Linked DNA regions of Homo sapiens: region 2 is linked to region 1. The links are chromatin loops, found by intact Hi-C in ENCODE. Cell type or tissue: A673. All regions are shown on one strand. Links, peaks and the distances in the headings refer to the core of each region. The heading gives the core; the rest is flanking DNA. Region 1 overlaps UBAC2 (UBA domain containing 2). Region 2 overlaps DOCK9 (dedicator of cytokinesis 9).

Region 1 (10,667 bases), core at 1,668-9,667:
GACATGGACAAGAATGTTCACGGTAACATTATTTACAACAACTCCAAATTAGGAACAACCTGAATGTTCAACTATAGCATGAATAAGTCACTTGTGGTGTAGGCATAGAGTGGAGTGCAAGTCACAATCACAATTGATGATACACAGGGCAGATAGAACAACATGGATGAATCTCATGAATCTAGTGTTAAGTTGAAAAAGCCAGACATGAAGGAATTCATATCATATGATTCCATTTGTATAAATTTCAAAAAGCAGATGAAATGAAAATACAGTGCTTAGGATTTCATGCTTAGGTGGTAAACCTTTTGGGTGGGGTGTGGGCATGTGTAATAATAAGGAAGGGTCCCCCATCATCTGTATGGCAGGATCCTGGAGCTGTTGCTTTTCTTACCCTCACCACACTTAGGCCCAAAGAGATCAAGGAAGGGAGAGGTTACTAGAACTTGGAAGGAGAGACCCCAGTCAAGTCAGCTGTCTTGGAGCAGTGCTTTTCTTTTGAGAGACGGTAAGCTTGAGGTTCCCTTACAGGAAGGAACCAGGGAAATGTACACTGTGACCTCAGGTTCCTCTTGGCCTAAATCTCCCCTGAGGCTCCTGTTAGCAGGAAGCCAGGGGCCCATGAGCCTTTGCATAGAGTTTGGACCCACCAGCCTCTGGGACAGAGAACAGGCTAGGGAAGGGAAAAGAAGCAAATGGATTTTCTGGCATGCTGTACTTTTCTGTATATGTGTTACCTTTCCTATTTAAAAACTGCCTTATAGCTTGTGTAAAGTGCATGCTGTAGACACTAAGCACTAGTTCTCTTGGCTTCGTTTGTCCCCTTTTTTTCTTTGTAGCTTATTTAAATTTTTCCTGTCTTTAGACTGGGACTGGATAGCTGTGCAGGAGCCCAGCATGTGCCACTAACTGACCAGGTTGTCTTAACCATGTTAGCTCATTTCTCTGATGGTCACTCTCCCCAGGGGCAGTTGGGTGAGGCCTTCTGTGAGGGGTCATCCACTTCCGGCCTTGTGTGATTTGAAGGCATTCCTCTCCCCAACTCTTTGCATTGCAGAGAGTATTTTACCTTTGGTCTTCCTCTGAATTTCTGTAGGACTGTGGATAGGAGCCGGCAGGATAGGAGCTTGGAGGCTGCATGGAAGCCTGAATGCGTCCAGGATGCATTTCCTAAGTCCTCATCCCAGGGAGGAAAACCAAGAATGTGTCTGCTGAAGTTTGGGCCTACTCTAAATGCAAAGCACTCAGTCCCCTGATGGGGTCACATTAGTTCCTGATCTTTGCCATCGCTGTTTTTTTTTTTTTTTTTAATTGTTCTTCAGTGTGTATGTTTTTTACCATATTTTAAATTTATTTTTAAGTCGACCTCTTGGAGACATTATAATCAACCTTTAGAGGAAGACGTGTTGTTTTTTTCTTGGTAATAAAACTGCATTGATTTTGGTTACTCAGACAAGGTATTTACCAGAACTCTCCCTTGTATGCTTATAAAATAAAACTAGTACTCCATTCAGTTGAATATTTGCAGCAATGTTATCTTCTTATTGCTAATACCATTTGTATGGGTAGACTTTATGAGAAGTTTATGACTTTCAGCTCATACAGCTTCTTGCGCTCAGCAAGCCACAGTCTAAAGAGAGTCTTAACTGAGAAGGGAAGGAAGGAGGCAGGCAGGACCACCCTGAGACCCACAGGCCAGCTGCCGCTGTGCTTCTTTGGAAAAAAGGTTCTCAGACTGTGTTGGCTTACATCTTTCTGCCTCTGGTGTAGGATTTGCTCTTCTAACATGAATGGAACATTTGATTTAGGATCAGTAATTACAGGTTTTAGAACTGGAGTTTGAAGTATCTGTGACACATCTCTCTTTGACAGTCATGTGGGTACTGATCCCTGATTGCACTTTCACCCCTTTTCTTCTTCTTGTTCTCGTTTTGTGTGTGCCTTGTGAACAAGGACCTGGCACGTGCGTCTTCAAACGTTTCAGCGCATCTAGAGTAGTGCTTCACCCAGCAGGCCCTCAGTTAACAGGCATATGGATTCGACTGGTGTTTGTGTTTTTCTGTAAGAAAGGTTATGCCATGTCTCAAAAAATGAATGGCTAATGTTTCTAGGTAGATACAATTACAAAGACGTACCAAATAAAATAATGAGACAAAAAGAAATAGGTAGATTGGGATTGGCTGTGTAGAGGTTTTAAGGTAAAAGTGGGCAAGTTAAAAAGGTTTCGTATCAGAGAAGTTAGTTGCAATTTATTGAATGTAGGAGTACTCACACAGTTTATTTGAATATGAAATAGATCCAGATTTCTTATGTATGGTCTCCGGTTTTCCATACCGATTGATAGTTCAGGGCTGCTTTGACATAAATACTGTGCTTCTACTGCCACCTACAGATGATTAGTGGGTCTTGGAGCTCTTCACCTTTACCCCTTCTAAAGTCTCTTTGAAATTGAAATAATTTTTTTTAAAAGCTATTAATTGGTAGAATATTATAAAATATTTTAATGTTACTTTATGAATATTTCTATATTATATTACATAATACTATATAATATGTAGCTTTATATAATAGATATGAATGTATTCCTCTAAAACAAGGTGGCCAATCTTCTGGCTTCCCTTGGCCACATTGGGAGAACTGTCTTGGGCCACACATAAAATACACTAACACTAATGATAGCTGATGATCAAAAAAAAAATCATGGAAAAAACTCATAATATTTTAAGAAAGTGTACTAATTTGTGTTGGACTGCATTCAAAGCTGTCCTGGGCCCATGTGGCCCATGGGCTGCAGGTTGGACAAGCTTACTCTAAAACATTTTGGCTTGTAGACCATTTCTGCCCTCTTTGGAAGCATCCTCTTTTTTAGGAAACAGTTTTTCTCTGTAGGACTATGTGTATTCCTGGGCTAGGGCCTTGAGAAGATTCCATTTTAACTCTTATTTGTATCTGATATTATACTAAGATATTAAACATAAATGTGGCCTTAGAACAAATTTGACATGTTAAATATATATATATATGTATTAGACAATTTATCGTCTTAACCATGTTTAAATGTGCAGTTCAGTAGTGTTAAGTTCATTCACACTGCTGTGCAGCCAACCTCCAGGACATTTTCATCTTCCCAGACTGAAAGCCTGTACCCATCATACAGCAAATATCTCTTCAGTCCCTACTTTCAGTTCTTTTGGGTTATATCCCTGAAAGTGAAATTGCCGGATCGTGTGGTAATTCTGGTTTTAGTTTGTTGGGGAATGGCTGTATCGTTTTCCCCAGCAGCTGCACCAGCAACACAATGCCCAGTTTCTCCCTATCTTGGCTCGCAGGCACACCTCTCTCACACTCGCCCTTCCCTCCCCTCCCTCCCTTCCTTTCCTGTAGTAGCCATCCTCATGGGCATAAGGTGGTGTCTCATTGTGGTTTCATTTCCATTTCCGATGATGAGTGACTTCAAGAATCTTTTCATGGGCTTCTTGGCCATTTATATATATTTCTTCTTTAGAGAATTGCCTATTCAAGTTCTTTGCCCATTTGTTAATCTTTCTTGGTTGTTGAGCTGTAGGAGCTCTTTATGTAATCTAGATGTTAATCCCTTATCAGATGATTTGCAAATATTTTTTCTCTTACTCCGTAGGGTGCCTCTTTTCTTTGTTGATTGTGTCCTTTGATGCAATTTTTGGAGCATATTTTAGGCTTGCTCATTTATCATATTTTGATGATAAGGATGAATTTCATAGCTTTAGATTTCTAAATGGTGAGGGGAAGGGAGGGGAGGTTATCCTGAGTAAAATCAATGAGTCCTTTTGGAACCTTTCCTCATGACTTAAGCCGAAGCAGTATTTTCCTGCAGTCCTCAGCACCTTTGCCTTGTCCAGGAGGATATAAGTAAGGAAGGAAGAAACTAGCTCTGTTCCAGAGTCTGCTCACTTCAGAGCCTTCCACTTGCTACTGCTGCTTTCTTATGCTCTGAAAGGTATCTGCCTTTATTATTATAGTCATTTGAAATTGAAAGAGTAACATTTATCTTTTTGTAGCATTCTTGGTCCCTGCTGTTCTGATTAATATTTTATCAGTGATAAAAAATACCAAAATATAGTGTGTTTGCTCATCAGATTTGCAAATTACAAAAACTAGGAGGATATTTCAGTAATGGTGGAGGCTAAGCTTCTGTAACAAACCGCTGACACAGTGGCTCAAAGAGCGCAGATGTTCATTTCACTTTTGTAACCACCCTGTGGGGTAGGCAGGCTCTGTACCGGTAAGTCGTCAAGGGCCTGGTCTGGTGGAGCACCTCTGCTTTCCTCAACATGTGCCTTCCAAGGAGGCTCCATGGCTTCTGCTTCCAGCTGGTGTGGAAGAAAGAAGGGGCATGCAGGAGGAGGGATTGCCTTTCCCCAGGTGCCTTCAAGGTTGCAGATGTCACTCCTGCTCCCAAACCATTGGCAAGAACTTGGTCACGTGGCCACACCTAATCACAGGGAGGCTGGGAGATGTAATCTTACCTGGGCAGTTGTGTCCCTGGAGATAAGGGAACAGTGGGTTTTCGGGGAGCTGCTAGCAGTCTTCTCAGAAGAACAATAGCTCTAACACATTAGCTGCCTCAGCAAGCTGGAGTTTTGGGCTTTATAGTCAAAATATGAAACATAGAAGGAGGCCAGGCATGGTGGCTCTCACCTGTAATCTCGGCATTTTGGGAGGCCAAGGCAGGCAGATCGTTTGAGTCCTGGAGACCATCCTGGGCAACATAGCAAAACCTTGTGTTTACATAAAATACAAAAAATTAGCCAGGCGTGGTGGCATGTGCCTGTAGTCTCAGCTACCTAGGAGGCTGAGGTGGGAGGATCACCTGAGCCTGGAGGGCCGAGGCTGCAGTGAGCCATGATCCTGTCACTGCACTCCATTCAGCCTGGGCTACAGAGTGAGACTCTGTCTCAAAAAAAAAAAAAAAAAAAAAAAGAAACACAAAAGGTAAAGAAGGTAAGAGAGAGAACATTAGGTCTTTCTCTTGAGTCTTAAAAATCAGCTGTAGAGGCACTGAATGATAGAGTTGTTTGGCTTGTGAAATGGCATCATGGAGTGACTGCCAGTTGACACTAATATGCCCCTAGATGCCATTTGTAGGATTACAGGGAAACAAGGATGTTGCTGGTGGTCCAGGTTGGCATCAGGATGGGGTGGAGATGGAGATTGGCCATGGGAGAAACAGGTGGAGAACAGGCATTGCTTACCCCAGAGAGAAGAAACTGGGGCAGAACTGTCTTCCACTGTTGAAAGGGCTGCCCAGTGAAAGAGGAGTTAAATAAGGGGGGAATGGCCTGTGGTGAATGAAGACCACGGGGACATGCTACGGGATATAGCTTTGGGCTTGGCATAAGGAGTAACTTTGCAGCACTCACTGTCTCAAGATGAGGTGATCTCCCTTGGGAGCTGCTGAATTTGACACTGAGGATACTCAGGCTGTGGCTGGGAGAGTGCGAGGCAGGGGTGTTGCAGGAAGTCCACTCATTGGTAGGTACCACAAATGGAGTGCCTATGAAATCCCTTTAAACCGTGAGCATTCTGTGGTTTAAATGAGCTATATTCTGATTCTGTGCTCTTCTTTATTGTGAGATTCATAAGTAGGCTTAGAGAACTAGAGAAATTAATTGGAGTCCAGCCAAGGGACCGCATTTCCCAGGATGTTCTGTGCAGCCTAGTACTGGTACAGCAGAACTTGTTCCAGGACATAATTCACTGCAATGTAGAGTTATTATTATATTTCTCAAATTCTGTAATACAAAGAGGTTTGATATTTTTTCTATATAATCTAAGTGATTGATTTTTTGCTTTCTTATAAGCAAGGGGTATTTTTAAATTTTGAAGTACGTACTTCCAGAAAGTCTTTATAAATACTTAAAGAGGAATAGAATGAGAAAATCCTGACACCATTAAGGTAAGAGCTAAATAATGAGTTGGTAGGGTGACATATTTGAAACATTTATAAAATAAAATATTCAAAATAAATTACATTTTTCATATTATTACTACGAATTCTTACAGAACTTCAATCTAGACTGTAAGCTTCCATGTTAAAGCTGTTTTCCCCTTTCTGAAATGAGCATGCTCAGCAGTTCAGTAGGCATTGCCTGCAGTAACACTGCACTAGATGGCAGTGTTACATAGAACTTGATAAAAGCTTTAACTCCTCTAAAATAAGTTATTAAATGGGGATCATATGGTGAAACATTTTTGTAATAAATAACAGAATGGTATTATACTTTATACAAACACCTTTAACAGTTTGATACCCTGTGACTATTTCATAAAGGCGTGTGCTGTAGTTAGAATTAAAAACTGGTATTGTGTATGTGTGTTAATTTTTCCTAAACAACACAATAAAGTATTTTAAACACCACTGGTATAGCAATTGTGAAACTCCTATGATGTAAACCTAAGAATGATTTTTAGTTCTGATTATTCATGGGCTCAGCTCAGCACAGTTCCAAATTTTAACTACGTAAGGTGAGGCAACACACTACTTGGCCCTAATAGTAACATTAAAGAAAAAAATAATCATTATCTGAAAATTATTGAGCTAATCAAAGAGAATTGTAAGCAGATATTTTTATCAAGGGCATATGGTAATATTGTTTGCCATTTTGTGTCTCTTTGAAGTCTTATATGAACCACAGACTGTTTTCACTAGAATGCACATGTATGTAAATGTTAATAAGAAAATAATTGGAATTTAGCAGAGGTGAATATTATGGTCACATTTATAGTCATCAGCTTTTGTCTTCCTAAATAATGCTCCTTAGCTAATTCTTGGGCACAGATCAAGTGTTAGATTTTAATTACTACTTTTTACATTTCTATATCAATGTCCAAGATTATAGTGGTATCAACAACAAGTAGAATATTTTCAAAACCCAGAAAGTAAGTAAGTAGGGAACGAGAGTTTGTACTTAGAAACATAGTTAGATAGAAATTGATGGTTGATGGTGTGGACATGCACATGAGTTCTGAAGAAGAATAAAAATAAGGAACAGGAAGCTGAACTGTAAAAGATGATTTTCAGTACATTGCGTACTTTTATTAACTTAGAAAATATGCTAATCTTTTATGGTAAATTATGGAGGAAGTCAATTTCAGTCATGTTTTAGGAGAAGAAAGAATTTCCAAAGTGAGGAAGAGAATAGCTTGACACTTCCTTGTATAAAGTAGCCACTTAGTAAATGTTTGGGTATTTATGCATGCATGAATGAATGAGAGAATTCTACCTCATATTTTACAAGAGCAATCGGCTCTTTTCTGATTTCCCCAATCTTTTTGCATTCTCTTTTCCTCTTGTTAAATTATTTGTTGAGCACCTACTTTATGATAAGCCTTGTTCTGGGCTCTGAGGATCCTGCACTGATCAAAGCAGACAAAATCTTTGTCCTCATCGACTGTACATTGTAATTGAGGGTAAAAGACAGTAAACAAAATAAAAATTTGTAATATATATATGCCAGATCATGATCTGTGTTGTACAAAACTAAATAAACTAGGGAAGGGAATGCCAGGGTGTGAGTGGGATTGCAGTTTTAATAATTCTAGTAAGGAAAAGCTTCAGAAATCAGGTAATATTTGAGCAAAGACCTGAAGGGGTCAAGGTGTGAGCTATGTGGAGATATTGGGGAAAGTATTCCAGATATCAGAGACTGCCAGTGCCAAGGCCCTCAGGTGGAGATGGGACCATCCCGTACGTGGACAGCTGGAGCAGAGTGATGGGGGGATGGGGTGTGGGAAGATAGCAGGAGATGAGGCCAGGGAGGTAAGAGTGGTCACTGTCCTGTCAGGCCATTGTACTAATTTTGGCCTTTAATCAGGGCATTCGGGAGCCATTGCATGATGCTTTGGGAGATGAAGTCATGTTGGCCTGTGCTTTCTTTTCATTGTTTCCCATTCTTTTTTAAAAAAGCACTTAATCATTTTATACATACTTAGAGTTTTTAAATTGTTTTTCACTTCTGCTTCTCAGGTTATCAAATTCTCCCTCAGGGTAGTCTGTTGTTTCTTAGAGTTTTAATTTTTTATTGTGAACTCATTTTCAGTGGTTTCATTTGCTCTTCGAGTCCCCATGTCCCCCAGCTCACAAAAGTATCTCTGTTGAGGGATTTTGTGTTTACTACTGCTGGGTCCTGAGGGGTTTTTGTTGCCTGGATTAGCTTTTATATTATTTTCTTACCTTAGAGCTCCCAGACCATTCAAGTGGGGGTAAATCTAGGCCACAAATTCAGGTATGATGTTGGCCTTAGATTTTAATTTTTTGTTAGGACTGTTTGATCTTTTTGTTTCCAAGGCTTTTAATGTAAGCTAACTTTCTTTGTTGTTTCAGCAGACTATAAATGGAATATTTTTAGTCTTCTCTCTAAAAGACAGTGATCTTTGATGGTCTGGGCTCAGTCCCAGCTCTCTTTCCTTGAGCTGCTTAAGGTCACCTCTTTTAGCTCTACTAGACCTAAAAATCCCAGCCCTCAACTCCAGGGGCTTGTATCTAGGTCAAGTGCCTTGTGGGCCACTAAAGCAGCCCATATTTTAATTTCTATCTTTGTTTCTGATATCTGGGTTCATTAGAGAAATTTTTAAGCATGTATAAGAAAGGAGAGAACACTGTAATGAACCCCATGTTTCAACATCACCCACTTTCAACACTGATCAACTCATGGCCACCTTGTTTTATCTATATCCTTAATCTTAAGCCATTCTCATGGGCCTGTGACAGACTCTCTTTGGCATATAAACCCAGGAGCAGGAATGTAGGGTCATAGGATATATGAGTGTCTTAGTAAACTCGTGCTGTCATAGAGTGGGTGGCTTACACAGAAATTTATTTTCTCACAGTTTTGGAGGCTAGAAGTCCAAGATCAGGATGTTGGCATGGTCAAGTTCTGGTGAGGGCCTGCCGTCTTCCTGACTTGCAGATGGCCACCCTCTTGCTGTGTCCTTACATGGCTGAGAGAGCTCACTTTGGTCTCTCTTCCTCCTCTTACAAGGGCACTAATCTCATCATGGGGGCCCCACCCTCATGACCTCACCTAAACCTAATTGCCTCCCAAAGGTCCTACCTCCAAATACCACCACATTGGGGGCTAGTGCTTCAACATATGAATTTAGGGGTGGGGGGAGACAAAGTTCAGTGCACAGCAGCATGTATATTGTGTGTGTATGTGTACATTGTGAGTCTGTGTGTGTATCTGCTTTACTCTCTATTCCATTGGTCCGTGTGTCTGTTCATGCTCTAGTATTTTTAGCCATTTTGTTTTTGTAGTATGTATTGATATCTAGTAGAACAGGTTACTCTTTTTTTTTTTTTGGTTCATCTTTTCAAGATTAACCTAACTATTCTTCTGTATAAATTTTAGAGTAAGTTAATCAGTTATCTTTAAAAATTCAGCTGGAATTTGAGATATTAATATTTTCTTTTATCTCTTCTATTAGTATACCTATTAATATATTTTATAACTTGAGGTTCATCTTTTCTAAAAATGTTGCTTTCCTAGTTGGTAATATTATTCAGTTTGTTTCTTTTTTGTTGCGACTGTGTTCTAAGGTTGCCTAGTGATTTTGGCCTCTTAGCTCATGTTTCCCTGAAAGGTGTTAAACCACTTTGGCAGAGTCAGATTAGGTTAAGAGGGGCAGTGAGCACCCAGGATAGAGAATCCACAGCCACTGCAGGACCTTTGTGATCCACTCCTGTTTGGTGAGGTTCCAGAGGTGTCTTGGCTAGTGAGGGATTCATTTTTAAACTCTCAGAAATTAGCAGTATTGAGAGTAAGCGGTTTCTTTATATGGTAGTTTGCCTGTCCTGGGGGAAAGGAAAGATGTAGAGGAAGAAATGATTAAGGAAATGCTATCTCTTGGTAGGTACCTACCTCTTAAGGTAGGTACCTTGCAGTGTGGCTGTTGATGAATTTAGTGTTGATCTGATTATTAATACTTTGTGACAGTTTTGATGAGGTGCTTTGGAGTGATGAATCCAAGCAGATTCATCCATTTGGGTTGTACACTTGGTGTGGGCCCTGTCAAACAGGTGATCCCTGTATTTCTCTTCTTGAATTTTTCCTGAATTATTTTGATCACCTCCTCTTCCATTTTTCTCAGTTCTTTCTGGAAATCCTATTACCTAGATGTTCAGTCTCCTGGACAGGTCCAGTTTTCATCTTTTTTTTTTTTTTTCCTGCTTTCTTTCTCTGTGTTTTTGCTCTCCTTGCTGGGAGGTTTCCTGGGTTCTACCTTGCAATTATTCTAATTAATATTTTAAAATAAATTTTTATTGAGGTATAAATGTATATATCTTGAGTCCAGAGCTCACAGACTTTTTACAAAGTGACACCTTCTAAGCACCATCCAGTTGAAGAACAGAATGTGACCCACTCCCTAAAAGGTCCACTTTTGCTACCTTACAGTTACTCCTTCCTCCCAGAAGTCTACACTGACTTTTAACACCCTGATCTAGTTTTGTCTGTTTTTAAACTTTACATAATAGAGATGTGGACTCTTCTGTATCTTGCTTATTTTTTTCAGTATTCTGTTTAGTTTCACCTGTGTTGCTGTATGTACCTGTAGTTAATTTTTTTTCCATTATTGGTATAGTATTTTGGTGTGTGAATACCACCATCTATCCATTCTACTGCTTTTTT
Region 2 (8,000 bases), core at 1-8,000, 430 kb before region 1:
AGTGGCTGAAGAGTCCATCTCCACCTACTTGAATATTATTTGCTAAAACTTAAAAACAAGACAAAAAAAAAACCCCTTTCATTTTCTATCTCCAAAACGTTTTTATCATTTAATGCAGTAACAGATAAAAAACTGAAAACATGTGTCTGTGTTTATTGCTCCTTTCTACATAAAAATCTAATTAAACGCTATAACATTTGGATATATTTAAAGATATTCAAGGCAGAAATGCCTGATTAGGTGCCTATATTCACCATCCTCAAGGTTCGAGCCAAGAGTTAACTGCCTCCAGAGACCGTGTTTCCACCATACCCAAGCGCGCAGCACACACTGACCAGTTAAATTTTATTTCAGGGCATTCAAGCCATTCACTGTGGAATGATTTCATTAAAGGAATTTAAAGATTAATGGTTTCCTTACAGGGACAAAAATAATTGCTGAAGTAAAAATGCAACATAGTAAGTTTGTGCTCACTGAGCTTACCAAGCAGAATGAATGTGAAAGGTAAAACTAGAACCACGAACAGCAAATTGATACAAACCTTAAACGCCAATGTAAATAGAGAAAGCGTGTCCAGAGCTGTCAGGCAAACCTCAGTAGCAATGTTGGCTTCAAGTAATGACTGGTGCAGAACATCTGCGTCCGAGTGGCCATAGCCTGCATGAATTACAACACAAGATTACTGCCCAGTGGTTCAGAAGGCAAGGCTGGCAGGATGCGGTAGGCACAGTCAACTTTTGATTATTCAGAAGGCCCACTTTGGGACCTTGTCTCTGTGTTTGCCTTTTTTTTGGGGTGGGGGGCGGGGTGGGAGGGGGAAGGAAGGGAGAAAGTAGTAATAATGTTTCAATACAATTATAACTTTTTTCCCACTCTGAAAGGGCAATAACCACAGCAAACATTTATTATGCACTTGCTGTGTACCAGCCACGATTCTATGAACTTTACACATATTCTCTCATTTAATCCCTCAACAGCCCTGTGAAGTATGAAGATTGTTGAACCCTTGGTGGAGATAAGGAAATGAAGGCACAGAAAGGCTAAACTTGTCTAAAGTCATACAGGTAGTAAACAGTGGAGACAGGACTTGGACCAAGACAGGCATTGATCGATTCTGCTATCCAGCAGGAGTGCTGGCAGAGGCTAAGATTTCCAAAGCTTCCCATGTAGACGGAGGCAGCAGCACAACGCAGGTTAAGAAAATGAGCCTGAGATCAGGCTGCTGGTCACTGAGTCCCACTCTGCCACTCACCAGCTGTGTGGCCTTGGCAAGTTATTTGGCCCCTTTATAACCTCAGCTGCCTCATCTGTAGAATGGGGATAATACAGTATCTACCTCAAAGGGTTGTGGTAAGGATTAAATTTGTTAATATTTGTGAAGCTCTTGGAACAGTGCCTGGCACACATTGAGCGCTATGGAGGTGTTAAGTCAATAACTTCAGGAGCTATGTTATCAGCAAGCTCGTGAATGATAATCAAGAGTTGACTGCGCTGTGCATAGTATTCTACTTGCTTTAAGAAAAAGCATAAAAGCCAACATGTCTGAAAGAAATGTTTAGAAAAAGAAAAGGACTTGAAGAATCTGTCATTTAAACTTAGCTTAGTCACACCTAATTTAAATACAAACGGATATCTTCTATATGTGGCAAAATCAGTTTAGTACTGATATAAATGCAATTTGACATACAAGTTGAGATTAAATTATGAAATGGTATGCATTAGCAGAAATACATATAGGGATGCAAAGATGTTACAGTATTGATCTAGATTACAAAGAAAGATGGCAATATAATAAAACACCATGTAATGTCTTTCTCCAAGGAGCAAAATTAAAGCGACGCCTCATTACTTAAGTAATTTTCCTAATACTCCAGAGAGGAGGACATTTTGTACATAGATCAAGAAAATGAAGTACAGAAAACCTAGGGAATGTTCTTGAGACCAGTAATGGGAAAAAAACAGAATCTACACTCCAAATTCCTTATCCAGGTCACTGTATCATAGTACATATTATTGGGAGAAAATCAAGTAACTAGCATGACATCATTCTGACTCAAATGTCAGAATTATAGAGTGGTTTTTAAAAGGCTACAGAAGAGCTTTAAAAGCTACAGAAGTGCTTTTTAAAATATGATAGAAATGCTGTTGTGTGCTTTTATCCAATGCTGCTTTGCTTTTACAAAGGTGGTGCTGAGATCCTGTTGTGGATCACATCACTTCCACTCTGCAGCACAGCCAACGTCTCTCCAAATTTAGTGAGGATCTGTAACACATCTCGCACCATGCTAGTTCTATTTCATTTTTTGCTTTTGGGGTACGAAATCTCCCAGAGAAAATAAAGGTGGATATGTTGGGGTACTAATGTTACTTGTACTGCCATGATGGTAATCCAAGGCATGACTTTATTCAGCGAGGTTGTTTGGTAAGATACAGAGACAATGAAAGAGGAAAACAAACAGGTCGATGATGACTGTTAAAGTGATCACATACTGTGGTAAGAGGGCACACACAAGAAATACAACACCTGTTATCAGACCAACCAAAATGATCATACAGGTCCAAGGGATCCTTTCCTGAGGGCTGCCATTTGCCCCGAATGAGTTTTTGTCTGGGTTCAATTTTAACAAGGAACTGGCTTTATTTTAATTCCTTTCTCTGCAAAGAACTGTCCTTTTCTTGGTCTAGATCACCAACAGGTGAAGTGCATCTAGGTGATGATTACCAATGAGATGGCCTGAAGAACTCCCATAGAATTTAACTACTCCTGGCTGAAAGCCTGCAACAATTAAAAATTAGAATTTGGCCATGTGCTGTTTTAAAACATACCATCAATGGACTATGCTAATTAAGTTATTATATAATTATGTATACACATATGGAAACATGGTACTGGGAAATGTTATTACACCATCTACTCTCCTTTAGAGTCAGATTCATACAGACATCGGTACGCTTGCCTGAGTCATACAGGAATCTAAAAGAAATGGTCCTTTTAGCCACATATTGTTATGCTTTGCTTTTCCTCCAACTGTTTCATCTAAAAAATCAGCAGGATTCCTGAGCTAGAGCTATTTTTTTAAATCCCTAAAAATAATTGGCAGCATAGAGAGGCTGAACCAGTCACAGAGACTGAGACTGTCTCAAGGCCTGGAACAGAGCTGTGCAGGAGGAGGACTTGAATCAACAATCACCATGGTATAGACCAACACAGGAAAATGAAGCTGAGCTAGTAAATCCAAGAAGAGGCAGAGAAATTATTTAAACTAAGGGTTGGCAATGTTTTGAAAGCTGATTAAGCAGCTTTTGACCCGGGCAAGTAAGGAGTGCGGTGTGAAGCACACTGATTTCCACTAGGGGGCCGTGGTGCCTGGGGCCCTGCACTGATTCGCTCCAGCCAGGCTCTTCAGGGACAGAGCTGCAGGACTTCTGCAGGGACGTGCTATCTCTGACACACATGCCCCGGGATGCTTTACGGTCCTTCGGATTCACTGCTCAAATTTATACAATTTTCATTCTGTTGTCATTCTGACAAGACTTATTCTAAAGCCCCCAAATCTTTCAAATACTCTGGGGCCACAGATGAAATTTGTCTACACTGAATTAACCTAACCCTGTTCTACAAACTCACGTTACCTGCATAGTTCAAATGAATAATGCTGACACATCGGCGAACCTCCTCCCTCCCCACCACCATGACATCAGAGGTAATGTGGTGGGCAGGACAGAAGCCTGAGGCCACATGCCTTTTCTGAATACCAGAGGACATTTGGGATAGAAGAGTAGGTCAGAGACGTATTCCTATAGGGGGCACTTCCATGTTGATAGCCACCTTCACTCTTTATGCAACCAAAATTCTTGTTCGTATTTTGACTTTTTTCCCCTCTAGCCCATAACATGAATCCAGAAACACAGTAAGTCTTATGAGAAAATATAAATACCAAATAACAAGGAATTTTCTTGCTGAAAGAACTCTCCAAATGTAGAAGACCTAGTCTCCTAGATACCTATTAACTCATGGCATATGGTTTTATTGAGTTCAAACATTTTTGCAAAATATCAAACTGATCAATATCTACACAATCTATTATTCATTTCCATCCAATTTTTATTGCTAAAGAGGTTTTCCTCACAGACTGGCAAAGAGTAGAGAATAGAATAAATAGTGATACCCCAAGGTAAAATTTATATCATTTGATATCTGCCCTTTGATCCACAGACAAAAAAAACAAATATGCTCAGAATGCCTTGTGGAGACACGGGCTGTAATCTAAGAGTTTATGCTTCAGGAGGTAGGCGTCATACCATCAGCTTTCTCTTCCCTGTGTCTTTTTTAAACCTAATGTTGAGTTGCATCTGAAAGTGGGACCTCATATGAAGTAAAGGCCCCAAGTGAAAATACTTGGTTTAAACATACCACACATCTTAAAATCCTCTGTAAGGATATTACAAATGACTGACTTTAAACATACACTGTATCAGACCTGCTCACCTCTGAGACCCCATCAATTGCAAGAAATACCAATCAATGACAGACTACCATATCCAGTGTAATGTGTAAGATATACCCAACTTTGGAAATACTAGAAAGTGTGCAAAAATGTGCCTCAGAATCAAGGAAACATATCTCAGAATCAAGGAAATAAGTGTCTTGTTTATGAACAAAATTTTTTTTTTTTTTTTTTTTTTGGAGACGAAGTCTCGCTTTGTCACCCAGGCTGGAGTGCAGCGGCATGATCTCGGCTCACTGTAACCTCCACCTCCTGGGTTCAAGCAATTCTCCTGCCTCAACCTCCTGAGTAGCTGGGATTACAGGCATGCACCACCATGCCCAGATTTTTCTGCATTATTATTATTATTATTATTTGTTTTTAGTAGAGACGGGGTTTCACCATGTTGTCCAGGCTGGTTTCGAACTCCTGACTTCAAGTGATCTGCCTGTCTCAGCCTCCCAAAGTGCTGAGATTACAGGCATGAGCCACCATGCCTGGCCACAAACATTTATTTACTATTTTGAGTATATGTTTAAAGCATCCAAGCACATTTTATCCAATTTTAAAGATATATTATCCATGCTTTAAAACTTTTGGAAAATATTTTAACTCAGAGATGTCTACATTCTCTGTATTTTTCATATTAATTCAATATGATGTACAGTAAAGGAATTTAATGATCACCTATATTCATTTTCCTGCTTGTGCTTTAGGTAACAAAGACATTTCGGAGTTAAATGGGGCCTGACAAGCCACGCCATCCAACTCCTCATGGCATGCTTAAGTGACCTGGACAATACCCCAGCTGGGCCTCCTCCAGTCTGTTTGCACAGCTCCAGCTGCAGGTGTCCACATGAACTTCACAGGCAGCTCAGCACATGCCACTCAAGGCCAGTTCAGTTAGAAAATACTTTCTGATTCTGATCTGAAATATTATCTGCAACTTGACCCAGTAATCTTTAACTGCCTTTTAGATCAAATTATATGAAATCCAGATTTTCTTTTCATGCTGCTACCTCTTGGCTGGTGTTCCCTGCATTATACCAGTGGAAAATATGAATTATGCAAATGAACTTGATGTATTCCTAGAACAACACGACATCAAAGTAAACATAGTGTTATTTTATATATATTTTGCAAATGCACCACTTATTTTCAAACACATTTCACTAAGTTTTCACCTCATAATGTGGTTTATAGACATGCACATATATACACATATGCATGTTCATGTACCTACAGTGTACCCTCTCTTTGTGGTTTTGTGCTATCACTCTCAATTTTTTATTTGACACAAATCTCTTCCACTGATACACAATGAGCACAAATTACACTAAATATGTCAAGGCCTAAGTGTTCTAAAGTTTATTTTCCATACACCTGAGTGATGGCCTAAACAACAAACCTGTCTTTTAAGGGTGTTTTTCAAATAGCTAAGACTACTTGGCCATCACGGGATTTGGGCATGGGGATTTGCTATTCTACTTCCTATCAAAATTAAAGAGTAAAGACAGGTTCTTGCTGGAGTTCCATGTGCAGTGCGTGTGGTGCCTTCTTCCATGTCCTGTTACCAGTGGTGATGGGGACAGACCTACAAAGGATTCCGTTTCCCATGGGCCTCTGCTGCTCCCTGCTGGTCAAGCTGAGTTCTGACAAAGCCTTTCCTACTCTACAGAAATAGCGGAAATGAACAATGCAGATGTACAGGGACTCTTCCTATTTTTATTCTCTTCTGAAATAAAATCATTTTGGACTCCTGGGGTTCCCTGGCAACTTTCTCACATATTGGATCTATGTCATATTGGTTGGCCCAACAGAAGGTATTGTATTTGTTGTTAAATGGGATTTTTTTTAAAGACATATGGCCATAAATTTCCCAAAAAATACCCAGGTAGAGATGAAAACAAACATGTACATATATATAAAACACACACACAAACATGTTCATGTACATACAGTATGCACTCCCTTCTCTGTGTTTTTTGTCTGAGTTGATGATTTGGAGCTCAAAGAGCTAGCGGAGGGAAAAGCTGAAGCCATTCAAACACATAATGAGAATTGGAGATGTAAAAGAAGGCTGAGTTCTAGGAGTTGCAACAACTTAGGAGATAACAGAACCAATTCGGAATGAGCAGGAATTGTAGGAATGCAGGCGAGGACTAGAAGAATCAGCTACATGCTGTTTACTGGCAAAGCAGGAGAAATGTGACTGAGGACAGTATGCCACTGAAAACTGATGAAAGAGGAGGGAGACAGGAGGACAGGGCTCTTGTGGGTAGCAGGAAGACAGAATGGAAATAAACCATGTTAACAAGATGGCTTTTGGCAGCAGCAGCAGCACCAGGCCAGCTGTCTCTCTCCTCCAATTCAAGTTACCACCACAAAACCCATTTGCAGTGGGAAGAGCTGCTGCATATCCGAGTGGATTAAGGTTATTTATTCACATGTGGACCATTCATTTAATTTTTGTTTTCTGTGTTTCCTAAATGATTATCATTGGAGGTGCAGCACTGGTGTACTTATGATTTTTTAAAAAGTGCTTCAAAGTTTAAGCATTTATTTCAACCAATAGTGAGTTAACCTCTGTGTTATAGAAATTATCTGAGCAAAGGAGGTCCAGCAGGTTCTGTTTATCAGTGGGGATTGAATTTCTGCTGCTAAATGGCAAAGAAAAACTAAAAATAACAAACTCCTGGTTTTGTTCCAATCCCTTTCTGCAGAACTAGTCAAAGCCCCAACAGAAAAGATGTTAAAAAATCAAGTACTGTAGCCTTAAAGGTGTCACTCAATTTGCATTCTACAGCTAAGTGTAGAACTCAGAAGTAGCATTTTATGGCTACCAACTCCGTGTGGCAGACTGACATTATCTAAATTAAGCCTGGGATTTTATCAAGACAGACTATCTTCATAACATTTTTTATTTTTTTTATTTTTTTTTTGAGATAGGGTCTTGTTCTGTCACCCAGGCTGGAGTGCAGTGGCACAGTCTTAGCTCACTGCAACCTCAGCCCCCCAGGTTCAAGTGATTTCATGTCTCAGCCTCCCCAGTAGCTGGGATTACATGTGTGTGCCAATAAGCCTGACTAGTTTTTGTATTTTTAGTAGAGACGGGGTTTCACCATGTTGGCCAGGCTGGTCTCGAACTCCTGGTCTCAAGTGATCCACCTGCTGCTTGGCCACCAGCAGCTTGGCCTCCCAAAGTGTTGGGATTACAGGCATGAGCCACCATGCCCAGCCAATCTTCATAACACTTAAACTGCACCCGGACAATCTTCATAATGCCCACGTTGCTGGGTCAGAGGTGTGGGAAGCTGCTTTGTTTTGGTTCCTCAGGTGTCTTACTTTGAACTATTATTAATACAATGCATTGGGAACACTGCCTTTACTGTTGGCCTGTATTTTAAAAAGAGGTGTGAAAAATCACAGCGAATGGAATTTATTATTAGACATGATGGAAGGATATTAATAACCATGTATTAAAGACAGCACTTGGAATAACAAATAATTGTT

Evidence for each region. Peaks named below come from ENCODE experiments on the same cell type or tissue, not always from the same donor. Only the 100,000 strongest peaks of a DNase experiment are listed, where the experiment ranks them.
Region 2: it touches region 1 in a loop (3-fold over the local background); 11 of 110 quality-filtered maps call a loop at or near these places.

The regions. Positions count from the first base shown.
Region 1 is chr13:99,263,676-99,274,342 of GRCh38, forward strand. All of the region lies in intron 4 of UBAC2 (UBA domain containing 2), which reads left to right. Among named protein-coding and RNA genes, the nearest start is that of GPR18, 11 kb to the left of the region's middle. In A673, for the core only: CTCF peaks have their summits at 2,391 (motif pointing left) and 6,149 (motif pointing right); DNase peaks (open chromatin) are centred at 2,376 and 6,136.
Region 2 is chr13:98,836,953-98,844,952 of GRCh38, forward strand. It overlaps DOCK9 (dedicator of cytokinesis 9), which reads right to left. Exons shown (of 53, transcript NM_001366683.2): 39 at 542-657. Among named protein-coding and RNA genes, the nearest start is that of DOCK9-AS1, 8.9 kb to the left of the region's middle. In A673, for the core only: CTCF peaks have their summits at 3,342 (motif pointing right) and 6,126 (motif pointing left); DNase peaks (open chromatin) are centred at 3,359 and 6,099.